Regions from separate parts of the Homo sapiens genome. Here region 1 is linked to region 2. A link is an interaction called in ENCODE POLR2A ChIA-PET data of the cell type or tissue named here. Cell type or tissue: Panc1. All regions are shown on one strand. Region 1 overlaps SCAPER (S-phase cyclin A associated protein in the ER). Region 2 overlaps SCAPER (S-phase cyclin A associated protein in the ER).

What was found. ChIA-PET counts read pairs that join two places held together with the same protein. Peaks named below come from ENCODE experiments on the same cell type or tissue, not always from the same donor. Only the 100,000 strongest peaks of a DNase experiment are listed, where the experiment ranks them.
Region 1: POLR2A ChIA-PET joins it to region 2 with 16 read pairs; 2 of 35 experiments call an interaction of 5 or more read pairs at or near these places.

The regions. Positions count from the first base shown.
Region 1 is chr15:76,795,657-76,803,656 of GRCh38, forward strand. SCAPER (S-phase cyclin A associated protein in the ER) reads right to left here. Exons shown (of 32, transcript NM_020843.4): 7 at 4,592-4,708. Among named protein-coding and RNA genes, the nearest start is that of SCAPER, 110 kb to the right of the region's middle. In Panc1, no CTCF peak of the experiment used is centred here; a DNase peak (open chromatin) is centred at 4,336.
Region 2 is chr15:76,702,073-76,710,072 of GRCh38, forward strand. SCAPER (S-phase cyclin A associated protein in the ER) reads right to left here. Exons shown (of 32, transcript NM_020843.4): 18 at 3,831-3,912; 19 at 778-930. Among named protein-coding and RNA genes, the nearest start is that of MIR3713, 120 kb to the left of the region's middle. In Panc1, no CTCF peak of the experiment used is centred here; no DNase peak of the experiment used is centred here.

The DNA.
Region 1 (8,000 bases), 94 kb after region 2:
AAGGATAAAAGCCCTCAGTTGTTTAAAAGAAAATTTCACTTAAATGAGGAAGCTTTTAAAAAATTATGCATAGGTACCTTAAAGTTTTCATTTTCACTTATGTGTTTTAATAATACAAATATTGGCCAGGCACAGTGGCTCACACCTGTAGTCCCAGCACCCTGGGAAGCCAAGGCAGGTGGATCACTTGAGGCCAAGAGTTCAAAACCAGCCTGGCCAACATGGTGAAATCCTGTCTCTACTAAATAACAAAAATTAGCTGGGCGCGGTGGTGTGCACCTGTAATCCCAGCTACTCGAGAGACTGAGGCATGAGAATTGCTTGAGCCCAGGAGGCAGAGGTTGTAGTGAGCCAAGACTGCACGACTGCACTCCAGCCTGGGTGACAGAGTGAGACTCCATCTCAATTTAAAAAAAGAAAAAGACATAAATATGCATTAATTCGTCAATCTTGATAAAGACACTACTAAAAGAGGCTTTTTCTTTGTGTACATTTCTTACATGAACCAAAAGCATGATGCCTCACTGACAACATCTAAATTTGGTTCCTTTAAAGTGGAGTGAAAATTCAGTGATGTCTATTATATAATTTAATGCACAATTCTCCTTAACCTTAATAATATTTTCCCCAAATTTTTATAGTTATCCTGTGTACTCCTCATTTGACAGCAACTTTACCAGTTCCCTTTATCAAAGCTTCCAAAAATTTATCTTAGTTTTCACAAAAACAATGACTCTTTTTACACTCATATTTTAATGGTCTACTTAATATTTAAATTATGAGTTAAAATAATGAAAACAATTCACATAAGCCAAGTTTGGTAACTAACAACACATTTGAAGTAAATATATAACTCAACCAGCAGAAGCAGAAGTGAGTAGATATACAAAATGTAGTCTATGAGCCAAAATTGTTCCTCAAGCTGAAACAGTGTGTTCTACGATGATAATGAAGACTGAATTAACCCAATGACACAGTTACGTGCAGATCAATATAAGAACTTTTACCACACACGAATTAACGGCTTTGAGTGTTACAATAAACCATACACTATACAATACTCTGAACCACACACCAATGAAGTGCATTACAGGGCAAGTTTCCTTAAAATGGTGCTTGAATATATAAATATTTGTTTTCATTTGCATATATATCTTTTCCCTACTCCACTACGGTTCAATTATTAAATGGTTCCAAAGCCCATCAACCTTTAAAGGCAATACTACCTAATAACTCCATAAAGGAACTTGAAAGCAAAAGTTAGATTCTATTAAACAAACACTTCATCAGCTTTTACTAAATGCCATACAGTGCCAGGCACTTAGAATACAGAGATACGGCAGTAATCTTGCCTCAAAGAAGGTCCTAGTATAAGTACAAAAAAATAGACATTAAAAGAAAGAGTATAAGACATTGCAAATGTAACAATAAAACTGTATCCAAGGTTGAGCAGTAACAAGAGGTGAAAGCTATTAACTGTGACATGAAGTTAGGAGATAAAAAGCAGTCAAGAAAGGTCAGGTTTTAACAGAAAAAAGAAAACTGACCAAGCAAACTACTTACCAACCCTTCCATTAAACATCAGATGTTAACATTCACTCTAAAGAAGTAGAGTCCAAAACAACTTAGTCTTAAAAACAATTTTTTTGTTTGTGCGAAACAAATGTGACAATTTTTTAAAATAATACAACTACCAGAGATTGAAATACCATTTGAAGCAAACAAAGAGCTGACCAAAAAACTTAAAAGGAAAAGCTCAAGAATGAGACATCCATGGGAGGCTTTGAAAAGTTCTAGCAAATTCCTGAAAATCAAGAAGGCCACACACATATGCAGGTTGTGTGCATACCTAGGAAATATTTGAGAGGACCCTAATCTCTTACCTATGACTGGCCTTGAGGCTCTAAGAAAGGAGGAACTGACAAGCAAAGGCAGTTATAAACTGCCAGAGCATTCAAAGTATGTCCCAACAGACAGACAGAACCAGGTGAGAACTAAGAGATTTATTGGCTCAAGGTATTTAAGGAAACCTCTGTCAAATCGTTAGGTGATGTTGACAAAACATACTGTTGTATAGCTACATACAACATACATCAACATACACTCATGTTGTGTGTACCCATGAAACAAAATATACAGACGTCACAGAATGAGTTAAGTGTAGCACTAAACTAACAGTAACAACAACAGTCACAGTTAACAATCCTGGAGAGAGTAGCTATCTGATCTCCAAAGATGTCACATTTTATCATTTAAAATGCCTACTTTTCAACCAAAAAAAAAAAAAAATCAGATGATGTGCCAATAAACAGGAAAGTATGGCCCATTCACAAGAAGAGCAGCAACAGGAAGCCCGGACATTGGGCTTACTAGACAAAGACTTTAAATCAGCTATTAACTACATTTAAAGAACATCAAAGTGGCCAGGCACAGTAGCTTGTACCTGTAATCCTAGCACATTGGGAGCCCAAGGAGGGTGGATCACTTGAGGTCAGGAATTTGAGACCAGCCTAGCCAACATGGCAAAACCCTGTCTCTACCAAAAATACAAAAATTAGCTGGGCATGGTGGCATGCGCCTATAATTCCAGCTACTCAGGAGGCTAAGGCACGAGAATCGCTTGAACCCAGGAGGTAGACATCGCAGTAAGCCAAGATCACGTCACTCTACTCCAGCCTGGGCAACAGAGCAAGACTATATCTTAAAAAAAAAAAAAAAGAAAAGAAAAAGAAAAAGAAAAAATGAACAGATCCTCAAATGGGACAGCATCAAGAGTACAAACGTGTACAGTGGAATTTTCAAAGGAGAGAAGAGAGAGAAAGGGGCAGAAAAAAAAACATTTAAAGGAATAATGGGCAAAAACTTCCCAAATTTGATTAAAAACATTAAATACATATCCAAGAGACTCAACAAACTCCAAGTATGATAATCTCAGAGAGCCACACTTAGATATATCATAGTCAGAGGATCAAAAGCCAAAGACAGACAATCTTGAAAGAATCAAGAGAGAAGTGATGGATCACATTCAAGGATCCTCAATAACAGCTGATTTCCCATCAGAAACCATAGCAGCCAGAAGGCAGTAAGGAAACATAAAGTGCTGAAAGAAAGGATTATTAACCAAGAATTCTACATACTACAAAACTGCCCTTCAAAAACTGAAAGATAAATTAAGACAAACACCGAGAACATCTGTTCCTAACAGACCTGTCCAACAAGAAATACTAAAGGGAGTCCAGGCTCAAACAAAAGGACAATAGATAGTAACTCGAATCTGTATGAAGAAATGAAGACTCCAGTAAAGGACTAGAAAAGAAAACTATACAGGTAACCACAAAAGACAATATAAATGTAGTTTTTGTTTGTAGCTCTTTTCTTCTCCTGATTAAAGAGACAATGGCAAAAAACAGTAATTTTAAAACTGTGTTGAGCTTGTAATATATAAATAATGTAATTTGTATGACAATAACACAATGTATGATATGTATTAATATACAGATCTATTGCAAAGGAAATTGTTAATTCATGTTATATAATATTTGGCATAAAATATGTGAGTTTTAATCTTTGAATTACTATTTATGATTGAATATATTCCATGTCCTAAAAGCTAAACTATAATCTCCTGGAATTTTTTTTTTTTTTTTGAGACGGAGTCTCACTCTGCTGCCCAGGCTGGAGTACAGTGGCGTGATATTGGCTCACTGCAACCTCCACCCGCCCCCGCCCCCAAATAGCTGGGATTACAGGCACATGCCACGACACATGGCTAATTTTTGTATTTTTAGTAGAGATGGGGTTTTGCCATTTTTGCCAGGCTGGTCTCAAACCCCTGACCTCAAGTGATCCTCCCACCTCGGCTCCCCAAAGTGCTGGGATTACAGGTGTTTTTACTTTTTATATAGACAATTTCAAACATATCCACAATGCAGGAAGACAGGTCCCTTGGTAAACCCAGCTCTTCCCTCTCTGGCTTGCAATTTTCAGGCAAAACGTACCAAGAATGCAACATCTTGAAATAAGAAGGAACTGCCCACGACGGCCCAGGCTTTGTCCTTATCCCTGTAGAAGAGGATGCCTGCAACGCTTGCACTCAATAACCTAAGTGACATCGGTGTATAAAATCCAGAGCAGGGTGCTTTTGGGGTCTTTTGGCTGTGGTAATAAATGGAGCTCACACAAATGAAACTCCATTCCCCTGGTTAGCTTTCCTGAGTCCCAGGGAACTATCTTGCCATGGATCCTAGGCTTCTGTTGATCCTTGCTGCCTATCTGTGAGTAACAACATTGCTTTACCTAACTTGTGCAAGTCAGCATATGACTCACCAAACTCCTCCAGTGGCAACAGGGTTTATGCAAAACCTTCCATCAGATCTAGGAACCTTAGCAGAAATTGATGAGATGTTTAGAATCCTCCCCGGGATTGCTAACCAACACACAGTGTTCCCCTCCTGTGTCAGAACCTGTATACAGTATTCTGCATAACATATACATGGATATTTTTATAGTAGAATATCAGAATCATAATACTATAATAACTAAGAAAATAATTTAATGCAAGTCTTAGTAGTTTTTTCTTAGTTCATCTCACCCAAAATTTAAGCTTCGTCGAGCATTTGATGTTACATTTATTCTATCTGTTGATGGACTTGGAATCACATGGCGTCCCGGAGACATCTTCTTTACTTCCCATGCCAATGATGTTGGTCTGCGAATTCAATATATAAACCAGATTAAATTAACAGAGAAAAGGGAGAAACAAATAATCTTTTCTCTTGGTTGTTAGTGGCTGAAAAAATAATCCTACTTTTCAACAACAACAACAAAAAGTCACAACATGTGCAAATGTTCCCCTAGAGCATTGCTTACCAGAAAGTTACCATACTATCAGTGAGAAATCATAGTTGATAAACGGTTCAGGATTTTCTACCGACTGCAGCACAGCAACACTACTCCAATTACCTCAAAAAGGTCATGGGGTTACAGGGATATGAGATACGCTACTTACGATTTATAAGCTTCCAAATGCCCAGCTAAAAAAATGTTTAAAAGGCAATGATACTACTTCAATCTACTTGTCTCTGATGTCCTGGAGAGTTTGTGAAACATGTATCAAGAGAAAGAATACGGTAAGGGTTAAATGAAGAGTAGGAAAATATAAAATGTCCTTCCTCTACCTCTTAATCACTCACGAGAGTAGGATTTCACTGCTCTTTGCTGGGAAAGCTAAGAAACATAACTTAACGTCTACTCCTCCTCCTTCCTTGGCACCACAACCAATTGGCTTACAGGATGCATAACATGCCCTCAATCAGATCCCCATAACTCCTGTGGGTATCCCTGTGTCTTACTCTCCATTTCCTTTCAATCTTGCCAACTGTTGATATCTGTTTTTAAAAATTTCACTGGCAAATAGTATTTCATTGTCTTTGTTTTTTAAATTATACGTTTATTATCATTACTAGTGAAACTGAACTTTTTAACCAACCATCTGAATTTCTTCATTTGCGATTCACATGTTGGTATCTTTCCTTCATTTTTTCCACTGGGATTTGCACCATTTTCTGATTAATTTGAAATAGTTTACTACTACTCTTATGGCTACAAATCCATTGGCATTGGTGATACAACTATTTTGCCTTTAGTTTTTCCTTTTTAGTTGGAAACATTTGTTCTCTTCCTATTTAATCAGTGTATCAATATTTTTCTTTGTGGTGTCTGCCTGTGTCTTACAAAGTCCTCACACGCAAAACAAATATATAAATATTTACCTATATTTTCTTCTTTAAACATATACAACTTCAGTTTTTACATTTAAATCTCCAGGCTAGCCAAAATAAATTTTGATGCATGATTTGAAGAATGCAAGATGGATAATGCCATCTATAGAGCACTTTAAGACTGCTTTCCATATATAAGTGCTGTCTCATGAGGCAAAGAAGAGAAATGCTGATAACTGGCAAAAGTAAAAGGGATGCCTCAGCCAGGCATGGTGGCCCATTCCTGTAATCCCAGCACTTTGGGAGGCCAAGGAGGGCAGATCACTCGAGGTCAGGAGTTCGAGATCAGCCTAGCCAACATGGTGAAGCCCTATGTCTACTAAAAATACAAAAATTAGCTGGGCGTGGTGGCGGGTGCCTGTAATCCCAGCTACTTGGGAAGCTGAGGCTTAAAAGTGGAAGGTGGAGGTTGCAGCGAGCCAAGATGGCACCACTGCACTCCAGCCTGGGTTAAAGAGTAAGACTCTGTCTCCAAGGAAAAAAAAAAAAGGGATGCCTCAGGTATATTTTTGAACCACAGTGCCAAGAGAGGAATGGTAACCACTCTGTTAAGCTTGGGTTTGGCTTATGTAACTTTTCCAATACAATCCTCAACACAGCCACCAATAGGTAACTGAATTTTGCAAGCACAAAAAAAAAAATTTTTTTTTAATGCATTGGTGATTACATTACAGACCTTTGGATACAACAAACAAACTCAATCAAGTTAAATAAAAAAATGAAAAGAAAAAGAAAATAAAGATTTATTGTAAGGATATAAACTGTACAAGGTCAAAGACATCCAAAAGTTGGGGGAGACTAGAATCAGGGCTCATGAGGATTAGACCCGGTATAGGCTCTCAAAGGCCACATAATTTCTGTTTCTCTCTGTAAATCTATTCCCTTTTTTTTCCCAACCTATTTTACTCTGCTTATTGTCACAAAGACAATACAGCCACAAGTCCCAAATCAGCATGATGATCTCTTAGCTTGGTTCAACCCAGTGAAAGAATGAAACCCCAGATCCAATCACCTATTACCAACGTAAGGGTAAAATTGCTTAGTACAAACAAAGACATTTAGGCCTGACCCACCCAGGGACTGTGGATGAAGTAGGCACTGAAAAACCATCAAAAATTTTACTGTGAGAAACAAAAATGTTAAAAGGATCAACCTATCTTAGTTTCCCTAGATTTGGTTTCCCGGGAATCCAGCCCTTCTGGATTTCTCCCTTGGAATTCCTTTACCCTACTGGTTCTGACTGCCTGTAGGGCTGACACATCAGGATGAGATAAAAGATGCCTTTTTTACTGGATAGTTTCACCCACTAAGATTGAACCAAGATTAAATCCAAAGCAAAGAGGCAGGATAGGCCTATTTGCTTGGCAGGAGGCGGGGGGAAGCAGCCTTGTAGCTCCATATGACTTGGCAAGTTTACCAGAGTTTAGGAATTACTTAGATGTCTAAACTAAACTGCTCTTTTGCCTTTGTACAGAACCAAAATAATACTAAGTCCATTTGATTATCTATTTCTAGAGTATCTAATTCTCCCTACTGTTACTACCTTAATCTGAGTAGCCATCATCTCTAAACTACATTGCTATATGTCAACCTTCCCACATGGCAGCCAAAATGATCTTTTAAAAACATAAATCTGATATGTCACTTCCCTACTTTAAAACCCTTTATTGGCTCAAAGTCAAATCTAAATCCCTTATTATTTCTACTGAGCTCTACACAATGTGGTCCTAGCCTAGCTCTCTAGGCTCATCTCATGCTACTCTCCCCTTGTTCTTTTCACTCCTGCCCTACTAAATTCCTTGATTACACTGTGCTCCCTTTCACTTCAAAGATATCACACATGCTGTTAGCATTATCTCGAATTACTCTTTTCTCTTTGTCTAACTCCTACTTAACAATTCTGTCTCAATTTAAATGTCACCTCCTCAGGAAGCCTTCCTAGACTTAGCAAACTGGTTAAGAGTGTTTTTTCTTATACTGACAGAGAAAGCTGTATTTCTTCTTGATGACACTTGGCACATTTATACTTACTTAACATCAGTCTTTCCTGTTAGAAATGCACTTAGTCCATTCAGGCTGCTACAACAAAATACCTTATGACTGGGTAATTTATAAACAACAATAAGAAATTTATTTCTCATAGTTCTGGATGCTGGGAAGTACAAAATCAAGGTGCCAGCAGATTCAACGTCTGATATGAGCCCTGTTCCTTATAAAGAT
Region 2 (8,000 bases):
ATATCGCCGGAACCTGGGAGGCGGAGGTTGCAGTGAGCTGAGATCGTGCCACTGCACTCCAGCTTGGGTGACAAAGCGATACTCCATCTCAAAACAAAACAAAACAAAAAAAAGACATGTTACAGCCAGCCTAAGAGGAAATTATTTCCTCTAAGTTTGAAGGTTCAAGTCTCAGCAGTGAAAATGTTGCTTTTTTTTTAGATCTAATACCCCAAAAATACTGACTTGGGCTATCACATTAAGCAGGTAATCATCCATTTTAATAGTAACTATATTCTTGAGCACTTTTACTGCTATTCCAAAATGCTGATGTTATTTGTACCACTTTTCATTCAGAATCATGAAAGAAATCCAGGTCACTCAGCAGATGCCTTAGCATGAGTTTTATTTTTTGAAACAGAGTCTTGCTTTGTCACCCAGGATGGAGTGCAGTGGCATGATCTTGGCTCACTGCAACCTCCACCTCCTGGGTTCAAAGGATTCTCATGCCTCAGCCTCCCGAGTACCTGGGATTACAGACATGCACCACCATGCCCAGCTAATTTTTTGTATTTTTAGTAGAGACAGGGTTTCACCATGTTGGAAAGGCTGGTTTTGCACTCTTGGCCTGAAGTGATCCGCCCACCTCAGTCTCCTAAAGTGCTGAAATTACAGGTGTGAGCTGCCACATCTCGCCTGCCTTAGCGTGAGTTTTAAAAGACTGCAAGAATATATTTCCATGGTTTCATAAACTTTAGTAGTAAACTATATCATTACAATATTGATATAACAACCTACCAGGACATTGCAGAGAGAACACTGCTTCTTTCTTTCATAAGGGGTCAGTTTGGGGGCATAATCAGTATTTGCATGTCGCCCACTGCTTAGCTCAGCAGCTTTTTCTTTTCTTTGTTCAATCTGTTCCATGTGCCTTCGAATACTTTCATCATGCTGTAGATGAAGTCAAAGTGCAAGAATTTCAAAAATTATTCAAATTATGGTGAGAAATTGGAAAAATAATATTTCCATTAAAACTTCAAAAATAATAGAATGTCGTTTCTATGACAACTTACACACTGAAGACAAAGCTTTACACAAAGCCCTTTAATATCACCCACATGAACAGTAATGTTTATTAAAGTGTGCTCCAGGAGATATTAACAAGTGTTTTACAGAACAGGTTCCATGGTCAAATAAATTTGGAAAACAGCAAGCTAAAACTAAACAGGTTTTTAATGTAGAACTTTACAGAACCTCCAGTACGTCACTGTGATATATGACTCAATGCACCTAGCTTTTAGTAGGCATCAACTTACAAATTATTTGCCAATAACACATTTTTGAGAACCACTTCCTGGAACCCACCATGGGAAATGTTAACCTACGGGTAAAGCATATGCTTATCCATACAGCAGGCAAGGCCCATCATGACCAAACCTATAACCTACTCCATTTTTATACCTCCAGTGACAATCCTGGGGGAAAAAACGCTATTTCAGACCTTTGTCCTTATACTCATCTATTTGATATGGCTAGAATGGCATCGCACCTACCTATCCATTTTACTCATCCTCCTTTCAAGATCCAGCTCAGGAAGTGTTCTTTAAAATCACTTCCTGACCTCTGACACTCCTCATATTAGACTAAGTGTCCTCTTCTGTGCTTCCACAGCATTTCATGTATGCCTCTCTTTATGTGGAGGTTATGTACTTAGCATCTGAATTTAAAGTAAATGAAGAGTTTCTTAAAAATCAGAACCATGCCTTATCTCTGCATTCCCCTGCCTACCACAAGGCTCAATAAATACCTGCTACAATAAATTTAAACGCATGATAGATTTCTAGGACTATACAAATAGTAAAATACAGTCTTCTACCTTAGGGGTTTTACTATCTCTGTGAGGAGCCAGCATGTAAATAACTGTGATATAATATGAAACATTCATACTGTTAGAGACTGCCTATGGTTGTAGTAATGCTAAAAATTTTCTAGAAAGTATCAGTTTATCATAATCTCCCAAGCTATAATTATACAATTCATAAGCACTGAAATCAAGTGAAGCAAATTATAAGAAACATCTTTTACTTTACTTTTGAGTGATTAAAACCTATGAATATAAGAAGCCTACCTCTAATGCCTTCAAGTCATTAGTAAATTGCTTAGTAAAAACAGGAAATGTTAGATGAGTAGGTTGCGAGAATTTTCTCCCATTTTGTAGGTTGCCTGTTCACTCTGATGGTAGTTTCTTTTGCTGTGCAGAAGCTCTTTAGTTTAATTAGATCCCATATGTCAATTTTGGCTTTTGTGGCCATTGCTTTTGGTGTTTTAGACATGAAGTCCTTGCCCATGCCTATGTCCTGAATGGTAATGCCTAGGTTTTCTTCTAGGGTTTTTACCGTTTTAGGTCTAATGTTTAAGTCTTTAATCCATCTTGCATTAATTTTTGTATAAGGTGTAAGGAAGGGATCCAGTTTCAGCTTTCTACATATGTCTAGCCAGTTTTCCCAGCACCATTTATTAAATAGGGAAATCCTTTCCCCATTGCTTGTTTTTCTCAGGTTTGTCAAAGATCAGATAGTTTCGCAACCTGCTCATCTGACAAAGGGCTAATATCCAGAATCTACAATGAACTCAAACAAATTTACAAGAAAAAATCAAACAACCCCATCAAAGAGTGGGCGAAGGATATGAACAGACCCTTCTCAAAAGAAGACATTTATGCAGCCAAAAGACACATGAAAAAATGCTCATCATCACTCTCCATCAGAGAAATGCAAATCAAAACCACAATGAGATACCATCTCACACCAGTTAGAATGGCGATCATTAAAAAGTCAGGAAACAACAGGTGCTGGAGAGGATGTGGAGAAACAGGAACACTTTTACACTGTTGGTGGGACTGTAAACTAGTTTGACCATTGTGGAAGTCAGTGTGGCGATTCCTCAGGGATCTAGAACTAGAAATACCATTTGACCCAGCCATCCCATTACTGAGTATATACCCAAAGGACTATAAATCATGCCGCTATAAAGACACATGCACACATATGTTTATTGCGGCACTATTCACAATAGCAAAGACTTGGAACCAACCCAAATGTCCAACATTGATAGACTGGATTAAGAAAATGTGGCACATATATACCATGGAATGCTATGCAGCCATAAAAAAAATGATGAGTTCATGTCCTTTGTAGGGACATGGGTGAAATTGGAAATCATCATTCTCAGTAAACTATTGCAAGGACAAAAAACCAAACACCGCATGTTCTCACTCATAGATGGGAATTGAACAATGAGAACACATGGACACAGGAAGGGGAACATCACACTCTGGGGACTGTTTTGGGGTGGGGGGAGGGGAGAGGGATATCATTAGGAGATATACCTAATGCTAAATGACAAATTAATGGGTGCAGCACACCAGCATGGCACATGTATATATATGTAACTAACCTGCACATTGTGCACATGTACCCTAAAACTTAAAGTATAATTAAAAAAAAAAAGGACACAAGAAGATGGCTTTTAGGATGGTTAAAAAAAAACAATGTAAATACACTTAACATGACTGAACTGTGTAAGAAAAAATATTAAAGATTCTAAATTAAAAAGAAAAAAAACAGGAAATGTTAAACTTCCTTAAATTTTTTTTCCTCAATGGCCCTACCATATCAAAGTAAACTTAGTTTCCAGGTACTAAGTTAGAAATGATTGTAGCAAAATCATATAAGCTTTGTTGTGCAAAGATTAAGAATACAAATTAATTCAATTTTTTTCCTACAAAATTTTGATCTCATGCTCCACTGTAAGCTCTAAAATTTCAAATTAAAAATATATAATATCCTTACCTTGAGCTGAATTTTTTTCTGTAACTCTTCCATAGCTTCTTGTTGAGCAGCTGTGAGTGCTGCCAATCGTTCTTCCCTGTCTCTGTAAGAAGACAGTAAAAATTATAAACTCAACTGCTTAAAGTAACAAATCTCATGAGACTCAAAAATACAATTAGGACACATAGGGTCATATAGTCTAAAGGGCTACTTTTTTAAAATATTCTTCTTAAAGTGCCTACTAAGTCTCAGGTATATTGCTAATTAAATATTTGGGAAACAATAGAGATTATCAGTTATGAAATGGGTTTCTGGACCCAGGCATGGCTTTAAATATTAGCTCAAAGACTGTCATTTAAATATGGCATGTTGAAAACTATATTTATCTCTATTCCCTTCCAAAAACTCAATTAAACCATTAAAAGGAATAGAAAAGGCATAAACTCAAAAAGACAAAGTAGAAGAGGAAATAATCACAAAAAATGGACATCAATATTTCAAAAGCTGAGAAGCAATCCTGAGAAAGCTGAAATCTAAGCTTTCAGAAGGAAACTAATAAGCAAGGTGATTCTACTAGCAAAATTCCATAGAAGCTCAGAAATTGAAGAAACTATAAACTTATGAAGGAAGAGATAAAGGTTGAGGATAAAAATCAGCAGACTGGGAAGGCCTTAAAATACAGCAGATCTCCAAATCTTCCCATGCCGGCAGAAGGTGAAGAGATTACTCCCTAGAGGGTCTGAACAAAAAGACCTGCATTCAGGACAGAAGGCAAATTGGAGGTGAGATAATATACTGAAAACAGGAAGTTTAAGTGAAAATCTACATACAGAAATGGTGAGACAAGTAGCATCTTTCTACTTTTTAACTCACACAGCATGCATAGCCAGCTTTACATACCACTCCCCTCATGTATCCCAGAATTTAAAGTACAATAAATTAAAATAAATAAATAAATAAAAAGAAACAAACTGTTGATACACACATACACACACACACAAAGAAATGTATAAATATATTTTCTCTTTTATTCGCCTAGTTCTCTTAAACATATACAACTGTATAAAGAAATAATTATAAGACTATTGTTTCATTTATGACATATATATGTAAGATATGTGAAAACAGTAACACAAGGGGAAGAGGACATAGAACTTTGGTACAAAGTTGTTCCATTTTAACAAAATTAATTTAGTTTTATCCTGAAGTAGAATATAGTAAGTCGATGAATACTATAATCCAAAAAGCAACTATTAAAGTAACTAAAATAATTTTTTAAAAAACAATGAAAATAATACAACAAAAAGTGGTGGTTTAATAAGAACAAAAGGTAAAGGAGAACAAAAAAGACTTGAGACATAGAAAACAAATATCAAAATGGCGGACATAAATTCAGTCATACCAATAATTACATCAAATGAGAATCGACTAAACATTCCAATCAAAAGGCAGAAATGAGCAAACCAGATAGAAAAGCAAAACCCAACTATATACAGCCTACAAGAGACAGATCTGAGACACAAAAACACAAAAAGGATGAAAATATAAGAACAGAAGACATACCATGTGAATAGTAGATACGGCTATATTTACAACAGAGACAATTTGACATTAATACAAGAAATATTTTTTAAAAATTAAAGAGGAATATTTTATAATGAATCAATACCTCAGTAAGGCAAAACAATTATAAATTACATGAAACTAGCAGTACACCAAAATACATGAAGCCAAAATGTCAAAACTAAACAAGAAATACACAGTTCAACTTATATTTGGAGATTTTGATAATTTTGTCTCAAGAATTTACAGAACTACAGAGAAAATCAGCAGTATACAGAAGACCAGACAACAATATCAATTACCTTTACCTAACTGACATTTAGAGAACACTCCATCCAACAACAGCAGAATGCACATACTTTCGAAGAGCACAAAGAACATTCACTAGTAATGTCCACATCATAAATTATAGCTCAATAAATGTAAAAGCAATAAAATCATACAAAGTACATTCTTCAACCACAAACGACTGCATTATAGATCAACAATAGGAAGAAATTTGTGATATCCCCAAATATTTGGAAACTAAGTAACATGCTTCTAAATAGCCCATGAATCAAATAAGAACTATTACAAAATATAGTTGTCGCTCAGTATCCAAGGGGGATTGGTTCTAGGACACCCCCCCACCATACCAAAATCTGAGGATGTTCAAATCCCTTATAAAAAAATGGCATAGTATTTGCACAAAAGCTATGAACATTCTCCCATATATTTTAAATCATCCCTAGATTACTTATAATACCTAATACAATATGAATGTTATACAAGTAGTTGTTATACTGTACTTTTGGTATTTGTATTATTCTTATCACTGTTTTGGGGTTGTCTTCCCGAATATTTTTGACCCATGGTTGACTGAATCTGCAGATGTGGAACCTCTGGATAGAAAGAGCCAAATGTATTTTGAATGGAAATAAAAATACAGTATATCAAAATTGATGAGAGGTGCTTAAAGATATGCTAAGAAAAAAAGTATACCTTTAAATATTTATATTAGAAATGCAGGGAGGGTGGGGCAGGAAAAAAAAAGAAAAAACAAAAAAGAAAAAAGATTAAATACATACATAAATGTAAAAATAGTTTCAAATCAATCAACTAAGCTTCAACCTCATAAAGAAAAGAAGGCAAAGCTAATCAAACCCAAAGTAAGCAGAAGGAAATAAATGATAAACATCAAAGCAAAAGTCAATGAAGCAAAAACCAGAAACACAACATAGAAATGCAATGAAACCAAAGGTTAGTTCTTTGGAAAGAGCGACAAAATACATAAACCTTTAGCTAGACTAATAAGAAAGAAAATTGACATAAATTTCCAAAATTAAGAATGAAAAGAGGAGGCTGGGCACGATGACTCACACCTGTAATCCCAGCACTTTGGGAGGCCAAGGCAGGCAGATCACTTGAGGTCAGGAGTTCAAGACCAGCCTGGCCAACATGGTGGAACCCTGTCTCTACTAAAAATACAAAAATCAGCCAGGAGTGGTGACACATGCCTATCATCCCAGCTACTTGGCAGGCCAAGGCATGAGAATCTCTTGAACCTGGTAGGGGGAGATTATGGTGAGCTGAGAGCGCACCACTGCACTCCAGCCTGGGCAACAGAAAAGAAAAGAAAAAAGAGTGAAGGAGAGATATCACTATAAATCATGCTCAAAATACTTATAAAACAATTACAAACAACTTTATTTTATTTATTTATTTATGAGATGGAGTCTTGCTCTGTTGCCAGGCTGGAATGCAGTAGCGCAATCTCGACTCACTGCAACCTCCACCTCCAGGGTTCAAGCGATTCTCCTGCCTCAGCCTCCCAAGTAGCTGGGACTACAGGCACGTGCCACCATGCACGCCCAGCTAATTTTTGCATTTTTAGTAGAGATGGGGTTTCACCATGTTGGCCAGGATGGTCTCCATCTCTTGACCTCATGATCCACACGCCTTGGCCTCCCAAAGTGCTGGGATTACAGACATGAGCCACCGCACTCTGCCAAGAACTTTATAACAAGTAGATCACTTAAGACGAAAAAGACAAATTCCTAGGAAGACATTAATTATCAAAGCTGACTCCAGAAGATGTGAAAAATCTCAATAGACCAAAAACAAGGGGAAAAAAACTTAACTGGTAATTTGAAATATTCCCCCAAAGAAAAACCCAAGCCTGATGGCTTTACTGGTAAATTCCCCCAAACATTTAGAAAGAAATAATACCTATCTTATGCAAATGATTTCTCAAATAGAGCAGGAAACATTCTGTAAGGCCAGAATTGCCATAACACAAAAGCCAGACAAAAACATCACAAGAAAACTACAGATAAATACCCCTCATGAACATGCCCTTGGCAAGAAGCCACCAACAAATAAAAACTATTGTATATCATGACAAAGTGGGAATTAACCCAAGAATGCAAGGTTATCTTAATATCCAAAAATTAATGTAACATACCATATTAATAAAGAGTAAAACCCACAGTCATCTTAATGGACCCACAAAAAGATGGATTTCACCAAATTCAAAGTCCATTCATGTTAAAGGCTCTCAACAAACTAGAAACAGAAAGAAACTTCCTCAATCTATGAAGAGACTTTATCAAAAATCTACAGCAAGTATCACACATAGTAGTGAAAGAT